Regions from separate parts of the Mus musculus genome. Here region 2 is linked to region 1. A link is a contact called in ENCODE Hi-C data. All regions are on one chromosome and are shown on one strand. The core of a region is the stretch at or near the end of the contact, and the rest is flanking DNA. Distances in the headings are between cores, read along the strand shown.

Region 1 (6,048 bases), core at 2,135-4,634:
TGGGCACAAGGCACACATACATACATGCAGGCCATACATACATACAAAGCAAAATTTAAAAGTGAGAAAAAATTTAAAAGGACAAATTAGAGGAGTTTTCTGCTCTCCCTGCCACTCTCACTCAATCCTCAGTGCAAGGCCACCAACTTCTACCAGTGCCACATTCTCCTTGAACTACTAGCCCCTGCAGCCATGCCACTTCATCTCCTAAGCTAGTCCCTGTGGACTAGTCACATTCAGTCATCTGATTATGAGGTCATCTCCTAGTGCCTTGAGCCCAGCCTCTTTAAACCTCAGTTTCTTCATCTGTAAAACAGAGAAAATGACAGTACTGCCTCATTGGCCCATCATGAAGAATAAGGCAATTAACCATGACAAGGACTTTGCTCTTGGCACTTTATAAACTTAGACAACACTCAGTGCTATCTGGATCTCTCCATTAGCACCAGAACCTCCCTCAGGTCCAGTGGAGTCCCTCAACCCCTTTACTAACAGTTTTCCAATGTTTCAGCTGTTGTCTCAAACTAGACAAAGCTTCCTGGGACACTTTGCTATATCTTCCTCTTGCAATCAACCCACGTGTCTCAATACTACTCGCATGAAGTTTCGTTCCCTTCAATAAACTATTATTTTTAGAGATTTATTTACTATTATATCTAAGTGCACTGTAGCTGTCTTCAGACTCACCAGAAGAGGGTGTCAGATCTCATTACGGATGGTTGTGAGCCACCATGTGGTTGCTGGGATTTGAACTCAGGACCTTTGGAAGAGTAGTCAGTGCTCTTAACCACTGAGCCATCTCTCTAGCTCCTCCCTTCAATAAACTTTATAATTACTTTCATTGATTAAAAGTGTTGATACTAGCATTTGAGATAGCTTCTTGTCATGTTGCTCAAGTTCCTTCAAATTCCTGGACTCACACAATCCTCCTGCCTCTGAGTGACTAGGAGTATAGGTATGCAGCCATATCTAGCTTAGTATCATGTTTCAAAGAAGGAACAAACCTACTAATGCCAATGATTTCTCTTCCCCTTTTTTCTTAAAAAAAAAAAAGTTTCTTTTGTATGAGTCGTATATGTGGTGCACACACACACATATGTATGTGGGTACATATGCAGTATATGTTAGTGTGTGCTGTATGCATACACGTGTACATACATGTGAGAACCCTGTAATCCTACTCTCTCTGGCTTACAGTGCTGGGGTTTATAGGCACACATGGCTATGCCCGGCTTTTTATGTGGGTGTTGAAGATTCACATACTCTAACCCATTGGCCATCTTCCCAGCCAATTACTTTTTTTAAAATCACTAGTGTATATTCATAGTACAAGAGGGACAGTCATTATGGCATTTTCACAAATGTAGATCATAAACCTTGCTTGTACTCTACTCCCCCATTGCCCCATGCTTCCCATTGCTGCTGCTGGTGTTTCCTCACTACAACACAAAACTGGGAGTTTTAAGGAGGCAGATGCTACATGTAAAAGTGTTTGGTCGCCACAGCTTTAAAATTCATTGTTTTGAGTTTTCTCAGCAAAAGCTTGTTTACACAAAAATAGACATTTTTCCTTAATGAGGGATCGCATAGGACATGCTTCCATCCCCAAGGTGCTTACACTAAAAGTAACAGCAAGCAACAATGGAGAGGTCAAGAAACAAACCCTGGTCTCTAGGGTCCAGGGGCCTCTTCTGAGTCCCAGTCACTGGTAGATTTAAATCAGAGCTTCTTGTGTGCTACAGAGGGTCTTGTCAAAATGAAAGTCTGAAAGCCAAGAGTGTGGTGCTGACCCTGCAGGCCCGAGGACCACTAGAAAAGGAACAGAGCATTAGTCTGCCTTTCCCTCGAGGCTGAGGTCTGTCCTATCTATGGTTCCTGCACACAGCAATTACTTAACATAAGTTATTTGATGAGTAATGCCTCCTGGGCACCCAAACTGGTTCCCAAACCCCCAAATGCTCCCTAGTGAGATTCCCCTTAAGTGTAGAGTATGCTCTGAGCTGGATCCAGGAGTCCAGTCTCCTAGTACAAGGTCTGCTTGGCTGGACCTGGAGTATACAGGCCATAGACAGCATCTCTTCAATCAGTCTTTGTCCCCCTTGATGTCTCACCCTTATCTTTCACCATATTTGCTTCTGCTTTGAAGACAGAAGCACCCAGTTTCCCCTGCCTCAGCATAACGTGCTAACCTTCATCGTCTTACGCTGATCACATCACACCACAACCCGACCCAAACCCTGGTTTCTCTACCATGCTCTGCTTCCCTGCACCCCAGCCCAGTCATCTTAAAGAAATATTTAGCCAGCCTCATCACACCCATCTTTTACCAAAACTTCATCTGGCTCCCTATTGTGTGCTGTGGCCTGCCAACCTGTCCCATGGAGAAGGGGGCTAGTGTCCCCTGGCTCTCCTCCCTCCTGGCCTCCCTACTTTCTCCCTAGCTGTGGTTTCTCAGGTCCTTTGAGAACTTCCCCTAACTGTCCCTGTTTTCTTCCCACCTCTGCAGGCCTGATCTGCAGGCAGGCTCCCATCACATTCATGCTCCAGGGCCGACTGGGATATAAATCCCTCAATATGGCTTTCCTTCAGGGCAATGCTCTCCTCTCTTCACTTGCACTCCCTGTTTAGACTTGGCTATACCACCTGCTAAACCATCCCACAGCTTCCAGGAATACTATTCTCGAGGCCCACCTTTGTCCTTAGGTCCCCAGTCCTAATTGCCTGGGTTATCAGAAGGATACCCTAGTGTTTGCAGCCATATCTCCATCGAGGGTTTTGTCCTCTGGATGTGGGCCTTCATGCATTGCCTTACTGCACTCAGACTAGGCCAATGAAAGGGTGAGCTGAACTCCATATCCACCTGCAAAGAATAAGAGTCAACGGGAAAGCTGCCTAGAGATACACTTAGCTCTGGCTACCACCAGCCAGACGACTAGCCCACACATGGAAGTTTAACCATGTGCCAGAATGCCTACCAAGTTCAAGTCTGCTCCAGTGACTCTGGTGACTACCTCTATCAGGTAGGGTGTACAGTCACCACATAGGCTGTACAGTCAGGGTCAAGTTTGTGCAAGGGATGGTAGGATGAGATTCCACTGCATAGAAAGCCCAAGCTGGCTCAGAGCCAGGCTACTTCCTCCCACAACCTGTTTCCACTCCGTCCATCTCTATGACAAAGGAAGAAGATGGCCTTTGAATAAGCAGTCTTTCTTCCCATGTCGATAATCTTGAGTACTAGAAAGTGATGAATAAGTTTGTGGTTTGCTATGGAGGTTCCATGTCAGATAAAGCTGCTTCTGATGCCTGCCCTCCCCCCTGCCCCGCCGGGCCCCGCCCCACCCCTCTCTGAATACATATAAGGTGAAGGCTCCTGTGGCTTCTTCAGAACCCCTTGGAGGACCAGAACGAGACAATGGTTCTTGCCAGCTCTACCACCAGCATCCACACCATGCTGCTCCTGCTCCTGATGCTCTTCCACCTGGGACTCCAAGCTTCAATCAGTGGCCGGGATACCCACCGTTTAACCAGAACGTTGAATTGCAGCTCTATTGTCAAGGAGATTATAGGGAAGCTCCCAGTGAGTAACTGGCTGAGGTTGGCCTGGTGCAGGCCGGCTCCAACAGGTGCCTCAAGCCAGTGAGCCTCATGATTCTTTCTTTCTATGTCCTCACAGGAACCTGAACTCAAAACTGATGATGAAGGACCCTCTCTGAGGGTAAGAGCCCTGCTTTGGGATATTCTTGGGTTCCATCTATCTCCTGCCTGGGTGACTTCAGCCATCACTCCACGATGCCTTGCTTCCATTTTTGCATCTATCTCAGTGGGGTTATTAAGGAAATCATCAGATGACTCTCAAGCCTCAGTATATACCTCAGTCAGCTGCAATAATGAAAGTTACCTTTTAGGATATACAATGAAGACAGCTGTGGGTGAACCCTGCCTGCTGCAGGCCTCTGGCTCCACTTTCAGTGGGGATGCCATTGCCCTCTGTGACTTTTGTGTCTTTTGCTTTTCTTCCTCCTCCAAAACTGAAGTTTGTGTTTTCTACTTCCGCCAGCCCCAGACATTACTATTTGTAGTTATTTTCCTAGTTTGATACAATAGTTATGTCTTGTTTTTATTTGTTTGGACCTAACATGAAGTTCTTTGCAAGAGTGCTGAATGTCTATATTTCCCCTCCCTAGGAACATGTTGGAGCCTATAGGATTTTCTTCTAGGTATCGAGAAATTCTTAATTAAATTAAAGCATTGGCCTGGGTTTTTGGCATCTTGGTATTTTCCTTGGCCAACCTTCTGCCTTTTCTAGAGCTTTTCTGGAGGGATGTGTTTTCCTCAAGTACAGACAAATCTGCTTAGATCCTTCACACAGCTCACAGGCTGCCAGGAGTTAAGACCTGGTGCTTGGGAGAAACAGGCCCTTGTCTGAGATATACACTAGCTTTTAGCCCCAGGATAATGAAGGGACAGGAATAAGGCTGTTCAAAGAAATCTCAAATAGCAGGCACACTTCCCTAGCTCTGATCTCTCCAGCTCTCACTTCCCAACTCTCACCTCCCCAGCTCTTTCCTTTCCAGTTCTCACCTCCCTGGCTCTCACCTCTCTGGATCTCATCTCCCTGGCTCTCAACTCCCAAGCTCTTTCATTTCCAGTTCTCACCTCCCAGCTCTCACATCCCTGGGCCTTACATAAAGATTTCTTGCCCTCTTAGAATAAGAGCTTTCGGAGAGTAAACCTGTCCAAATTCGTGGAAAGCCAAGGAGAAGTGGATCCTGAGGACAGATACGTTATCAAGTCCAATCTTCAGGTGTGTGGAGCTGCAGAGGGTTGGGGGTGGGGGGTGGGGCTCCGTGCCTTTACCTTTCCCAGCATTTTTGGAGAGGAAAGTAGGGCCTTCTCCACTTTAGGAGGGATCTGACTATGCCTTGGTGTCTCTCCACAGAAACTTAACTGTTGCCTGCCTACATCTGCGAATGACTCTGCGGTAAGCTGCCCTTCCCCCACGTGTTTAGCAGGCTGTGCCCTTGCCCATGACCAGACTTATAGTTTGCTGTGGCCCGCAGCAACATGTTCACATCTAATGCCTTCTTTTCTGGTTCCTCACAGCTGCCAGGGGTCTTCATTCGAGATCTGGATGACTTTCGGAAGAAACTGAGATTCTACATGGTCCACCTTAACGATCTGGAGACAGTGCTAACCTCTAGACCACCTCAGCCCGCATCTGGCTCCGTCTCTCCTAACCGTGGAACCGTGGAATGTTAAAACAGCAGGCAGAGCACCTAAAGTCTGAATGTTCCTCATGGCCCATGGTCAAAAGGATTTTACATTCCTTTATGCCATCAAATGTCTTATCAATTTATCTACTTTCTGAAATTTACAACTCTCCTTTGGCTTTACCTAATTATGTTCCTATTTTATTCCATTAAGGCTATTTATTTATGTATTTATGTATTTATTTATTTATTGCCTTCTGTGATGTGAGTATATCTGTTTTAGCTGAGGAGGAGTTTCTCCAAAGAAAATTCCAAGGAAGACTGGGGCCATGTTCATTTGTCCCTTGTGGAAATAAATAACTTTGAACAAATGGGTTTGGTTTCGTCCAGTTTCTTGAGGAGTTTGGATTGATCTCTGTAACAGTCCTAGAGGATACTTGTCCGGACATCACATGCGGCTACACAGCATGCAACATGTATCAGATCTTGGTCTGGACATTTAACCTTTACTATTTAATCTACTCTTCACTCCAAACCAGAATGTGTGATCTCTGTTTTATGGGACTACAGAAGTCCAGTTTGGCAAAGTTAGACCAAGTAAATGCAGCTTCTAACTAGTGCCCCCCTCTAGGACTTCATTCAGGCTTGGCGCCTGAGAACATGCTGAAATCCATTAGAATGCCTCCCCTAGTGGTCATACTTAGAACTGCAGCAGTGTCCCTAACACTTCCTGTAGTGGAAATCTATCCACTACCACCATCATCTGAGCTCCCAACTAACTGGCAGGACTCTCTGAGGGTGCAGGTTACTCAGACAAAGAAATCTCACTTTTTCCAGA
Region 2 (6,147 bases), core at 3,448-5,947, 37 kb before region 1:
ACCCATCTATCCATCCATCCATCCATCCATCCATCCATCCATCCATCCATCCATCCATCCATATTTCTCCTTCACTTCTAGAGCTCCTGACAATATCAGGGACTAACCAGAATTTGTCCCTGCACAGTGAGGCCACTGCCTTGGAGATCCTTCTCAGCTATGCTGGGTAGAGCAGTCAGCACACACTCCAATCTGTTTGTTTTTTTGAGAGACAATATTGTATTCCCCAGGCTGACTTGGAACTTGCTATGCAGTCAAAGCTATCCCTGAGTTCCTTGTGTCTGCATCCCAAGGGCTGGGATTGTAGGCACTCAACTTTAACTTTAACTTCAGACACTTCTGTTGCTGACCTCACCCCATCAGGACCCTCTGGCCTAGAATGCTTTTTTTTTTTTTCTACTTCATTTCTGCTTGTTAGAAACCTGGCTCTCTCCTGGACTGCAAGTCTGGGAAGACATTCTGACCCTCTGCTTCTACGGGCATCTTCCCGCTTAAATTCCTCTGGGCCTCAGAGCTTCATGCAGTAGGTGGTGACAACAGCAACACAGCATTGTGGGAAGATTGAAGGGAAGCTTGCAGAACCATAGAAACGTTTTGATTGCCGTACAGTGTGTGCAAGGTCAGGCAGATGATATGTTTATACTCTGTTCCCTCCTTTCATTCAATGAATGTCTAAGTACCTACTGTGTGTCAGGTGCTGGTTAGATAAACAACATACCTACTACTATATGAAACTTGTTTCTTTTTGCAAACAAGACAGACCTTCTCCGTACTACCCCGTGTACAGAACAGCCCTGAGTTCTATCGCATCTGTAGCTGAGCCAAGTTCAGCTTCAAGAAGGTCAACCTTAGAATCACAAACCCCAGAGAATCAGCAGGGGAACAGGATGGCTGGGTTCTGCTGCCCCCTGGTGCCAGCCTGCTCTTCCTAGTGCAGCCTTATGCCCATGCAGGCTGCCAAGCAGCTTAAAAAAAATCAAGGTAAAGGCTTGAGTACAAATTCAAACTTTCTTCCTTTGGGAGTCATGCCCCAAATACCTGATTTTTCTGGAGCTTCACCATCAGCCCCAATTTTTAGCCACTGTTTTGGGCTTCATTTGACTGCTCCAGGACTCATTGCCCTAGTCGAGTCTGGGGCTAGGGGTGGGATCTGATAGGGCAGAACTGAGCATGTTTGTGCCTGCTGGGCCAGATCTGTCATATCAGCCTCTTGTAGCCATGGCCCACTCCGATAGGGTGTGGTCCATGTCCCCAGAGCAGGAGTCAGAACTGGAGGTTCATCTCTGCCTCCTTCTGGAGCCCAGCTGCCACTCGGGCCAACCTGGGCTACATATATTCTCGTAACTTAACAGTCCTACACAACACTCCTTGCCTCCAGTCTTGATTGTTCCTGATTTAGCCTGGCCACTGTACCTAAACAAAGGGTCCTTCTGTGCTCTATGATAAAAAAAAATCCTCTCCTCTAGGACCCATCCAACAACCCAGGTCCTCAAGGCAGAAGACATGAAAACTCAGCCCCATCACAGTCCTTTCTGCATACCTTCGACAGCTCTGACTTCTTTTATTTGGTATTTGGCTACCTGTCTCTGATAAATGCCCCACGTCCTGCAGAAATCCATACAGGCATCACTGGTAGGTATGGTCTGAAGTTAAGCAGGTTGGATCTTATACAAGAGTTTAGAGCTACATCAGCCTGAAGGAAGGGGTACCTTTTAGTAATGTATCAAGAGTGGTACCTCTTTACAGTCCACATACAGGTGTCACAGAGGTGGGCAGGAATCCCAACCCACTGATCCCATTGTCCTCTGAGTGCTTGGGAAATGGTGGGCATATTTATTACCAGACTGAGCACATGACTCATGCTGGACTCATATCCTTGTCTCCTTGTTTACAACTCAACATTCGGGTTAGATCTGGAATGGCTCGGTACTGTGCAGCCCAGAGCTCGTGGCTCTTCCAGGCTGCTTTTCCCCCATCTTTCCCTGAAAGCCCTTGAGGTCAACTTTTGCCAGACCAAGGTTTGTTTCCCTAGGGATGCACTGAGTAGCAAAAAGCACACAGGCATTGGCTCAGGAGCATCTTCCTGTTTGACAGAGTGGCAGAAACCTGGGAGCTACACTGGGCTATAAAGTAGATTACAAAGCAGAATTCATCCTTAGGGGTGTGTGTGTGTGTTGTGTGTGTGTGTGTGAATGCACATTTCTCAGACCCTTCCACCCTTCCATCCCAAGAGAAAGCCTGAGATCTAGCAAAGCCCCAAGAAGGGCAGGCACATGACCTATAAAGCCCCCACCATGCATGTATCTGGGGTATTGCATCTAAGGAAAAGCACATGTCAGACTCTGCCTTCCAGCAATCAGAGCAGCTTGGCCTCTGTGAAAGCAGCTGCCACCGAGCACAGGAAAAGCTCTGCTTGACTCTCAGAGCCCTTGTCTAACCCCTCAGTGAGGCAGGTGCCCCCTTTTCTTATCCAAGGAAGCATGACAGAAGCTCACCCTGACTCAGTGACGGTTGTATACAAGTTATAGACAAGAAGCCCTCCCACTCAGGGGCTTCTCTCACAGGCTACTGATGATCCCTATCACAAGTGGCCCTGTAGCCTCCGGACACCTTCCTGGAACCACAAAAACTTCTGAACCAAAGACCAACGCTTTGAACCCATGCTGGGTGGGGTTCTTCCTGGAGTAGAACAAAGAGGACCAGGTACTGAGAAGAGGCTCATAGGCAATTTTGTCACGTAGGCAATAAATAGTGTATGTTACCATCACCACTACCACCAGCACCAGCACCACCAGCACCACCACCACCACCATCATCATCATCATATTTTGATTATCCATGATCCCAACTCTCGCCTATCCTTGCCTGTTGGCAAGACCAGAGTGGCCCTGAACAGCCTGTCACCAGACACTGGCATACAGAAGGAGCTTAGGGAGCTGAAGGGATTAGAGAGGCCTTAGTCTCCCCAGCTCAGGGAGACTATGCCCCTGTGGCCTAACTCAGGACAATTGTGGGGGCGGGAAAAATAATTACCTGGCCCACCATCCCCTCAGGTTCAGACACGATATAACCAAGCACTTGGCATGGGTTGATCAGCTAAAACTTGAGATCAAATTCCAATCTGCCCAGTGTTATCCATATGGCACTGGGGAAGTCAGTTTTTAAATCTCAACAATAGAAGAGGTCCCACCAACCTCCTAGGTTTCACAGTGAATATTAAAAAAAAAAAAAAAAAAACTCACACATGAAAACACATGATTCTCACAAAAGAATCAACCTCTGCCTTTCCTTTAGCTCAGAAACAACTTTGTCACCACCGCTGATGGTGCTATCCGAATACCAAATAAGAAATATTAGCATGGGGAGAGCATTTGGCCTGGGCTAGGCCAAGCATTTTCACGTACATTATCAGGTTTAGAGATTCTGCACAGAGCTGGGGCCGAGGTGGGGCTGGAAACCCTTTAGAGGTATTAGCCGGAGGCTTGGAGAGGGGAGAGGCCAGTGCTGAGAAGTAGTATTGGTAAGGGGTGGGCCTGTTGGGAGAGTACAGGTATGGGTGTAGGAATCTGGGGAAAGTACTATGCAGAGATTTATCAGGAGTCCTGTAGCTTCCTAAGAAAGAGGGTGCAAGGATGAGGGAGGGAAAGGGGTGAGGCAGGGGGGAAGCCAGGGTACAGCCTTGGGCAGAGCTAAGGGGCAAGTAACCAGTCTTGTCCTCTGGCTAAAGGGCAGCAGGGACCGCTAGTGAGAAAGGTTTCTGGCTGGATCAGGAAACCCAGGTCAGCTCTGCCGTACAATTCACCAAGGGACCTTGGTGGTGGTGGTGGGGGCAACATAACTTGGATTTTGGTCTCTAGAGATGGACACAGACACAAAAAGTCTGCCCTTCCCTTGGCACGGGGCCTAATCTGATCACCGGTTCTCACCACAAGGAGAAAGGAGCTTGAGAACGGAAGGGGGGTTATGGGGGTCTCAGCTAGTAAGGCCCTTCCTCCGGGCTGACCCAGCTGCTTCCCCAACGCTGCCCATGGACCCCCACCAGAATTGGGGGGCGCCTCGGGGACCTTGAAGGGACAATTCAGCAGCCGCAGCAGAGGGCTCCGCAAGGTGGAGATGTCACACCCGCACCCTGGGCCGAGATACTACAGCTTCCCGGAAATGGTGGTCAGGATCGGACCGGGACTTACCGGCAAACAGCCAGAGAGAACCCCCCGACACCAAGAAGAAGGTCAGCATGTCGGTGAGCCGGCCCAGCCCGGCCCGCACTGCTTCCCAGGCCCGCAGCCCCGCAGCCCCAGAGCCACCGCCGCTGCCGCCGCCGCCGGGTATTTTTAGCCCCCGCCTCCCCGCGCCGCTGCGGAGACCCGGCGGGAGGGGGAGGGCGCAGCGCGCGCTCCTCACGGAACCCGACTCCCAGCCCCGCAGCGCGCCGGGACTCCTGGGCAAAGAGACAGCGGCATCCGAACTGCCGAGCCCGACTGGGGGAGGGGCTGGGCCGCCCGCCCCGCAACGTTCTGGGGGAAACGGGCTGGAGGAAGGGGCTCACGGGCTCACTGCCGCTCCTACCTCACCGTGCCTCCACCCATGAACGACCCTACCTCCACACGACCGGCCTCCAAGGTTTTATGGCTAGGCAGGCTCAAATGGCAGCGGGGGTCCAGGGCTTCTGTCCCAGAAAGTGCACATGCTGAAGTGCCGGTTCCTGGCTGAGTCAGACGCCCCCTAGGACCTGATTTTGTAGTTGCTGGGAGCCACATCTGCAAACCCAAGAGGGAAGGGAGTGATGGGGCGGGGGGGGGGGGGGGGGCATCAAGGTGAGGCTAGATTGGATAATACCCACACTTAATAAGAATGCTCAAGGTCAGGTTGGAGGCCACACAAGGTCACGGGAAGACTCACCAGCTGCCATGTCCCCAGGCATGTCTCATGAAGACACAGGCAGCCACATGGAATCACAGGTGTCTCCCAAGGACACAGGCAGTGATGCATATGTGTGGTACATAAGAGCTCAAGTTCCTCTTAGCTGTGATAAATGGTCATACGGTCACTAGGTTGTTGGTGGTCTCATTGCTGAGCTGAAGAGTGAGCTGAAGAGTTGCAATCCCTTTGTCTGGGAACAAAAGGAGGAAGCCTGGCTCTGTGATTTTCTAAAATAATAAAGGTAGGTATTCTGATGGGGCCTCGATGGACATCTTCAAGTGGATTTCACCAAGGTCCCCTCGTTCTTCAAGCATTCAGGACTCATTAGGCTTCCAGCACCGAGGACAGCGCTCAAGCAGCACAGACCTTGGTCAGGCACTGGTTAAGACAAGGACCCATACCAGGAGTAAGAGGGAGAGAAACCAGACATTAGAGATCAGAAAGCAAGGGGTGGATAGGTGAGATTGGATGCTCTCTGTGCACTTGAACTCATATCTAGGCTTCAATTTCTTTGTGTGTGTATCTGTATGTGTTTATCTGTGTGTCTGTGTTTATCTGTGTGTCTCTCTATGTGTTGGGGAGGGGGTGGTCCTGCATCTTTAGTTTGGTATGTGTCTCTTGGCCTATCTCTGTGAACCTTAGAGATGTACAGTCTGCAGAAACATCTACAGTGAGTCTCTACAATAGACCATTCTTTCCCATTACAGGAACCGGGTCTTGGGAGGGCTGCTCTTGCTTGAAGCCAGTCTCTTCCTGGCAAGGGTTTTGCTGGAATCTTAAACTTGGCAGACACCTCTATGAGAGGATCATGGAGGTGATGTGGCAGGATTGTTCCCAGTGGGTGACACAGCAATCAGAAATCCCTCCTGCATTCCCAGCAGCAGTAGCGAACTAATTGAAGGCCTGCCTGCTCAGGTGGAGACCCCGTCAGGGGACACTTCTAGGCTTGGGAGAGGGCATAGATGGTTTCAAGTCAGACTGGCCTAGGGAGTTGGCCAGAATATCATCACACATTTTTTAAATATAATGAAGCCATAAGCAGGGTTTATCCCATTGCAATTTCTGATCATATGCACTGTAGGGCCTTTTCCTTCTTGTGCCTTCCTTCTGCATTCTGTCAATATCCATTTCACATTATAGTTAGGATGAAAAGATCCATCCCCTTCTCGGATGCTCTGGTCTTTCTATCATCTGTACACTGTTCTATCTGTACACAGTGAATACCTG

Evidence for each region. Hi-C counts contacts between places; a loop is a spot of excess contacts on that map.
Region 2: a loop to region 1 is called in a map of gastrocnemius, with 2.3 times the contacts of the local background. The contact joins the promoter of Acsl6 here to the promoter of Il3 in region 1. A Hi-C loop is called at or near these places in 3 of 37 maps with a recorded cell type or tissue (CH12.LX, gastrocnemius and left cerebral cortex).

Annotation. Positions count from the first base shown.
Region 1 is chr11:54,264,615-54,270,662 of GRCm38, reverse strand. It overlaps Il3 (interleukin 3), which reads left to right and starts at 3,384. Exons shown (of 5, transcript NM_010556.4): 1 at 3,384-3,577; 2 at 3,674-3,715; 3 at 4,709-4,804; 4 at 4,940-4,981; 5 at 5,104-5,578. The coding sequence starts at 3,413. The coding sequence ends at 5,259. It overlaps LOC115487722 (a long non-coding RNA gene), which reads right to left. Exons shown (of 3, transcript XR_003949552.1): 2 at 2,692-2,860.
Region 2 is chr11:54,302,374-54,308,520 of GRCm38, reverse strand. It overlaps Acsl6 (acyl-CoA synthetase long-chain family member 6), which reads right to left and starts at 4,697. Exons shown (of 21, transcript NM_001033598.1): 1 at 4,599-4,697. Gm51861 (a long non-coding RNA gene) reads left to right here and starts at 4,820. Exons shown (of 3, transcript XR_003949553.1): 1 at 4,820-5,161.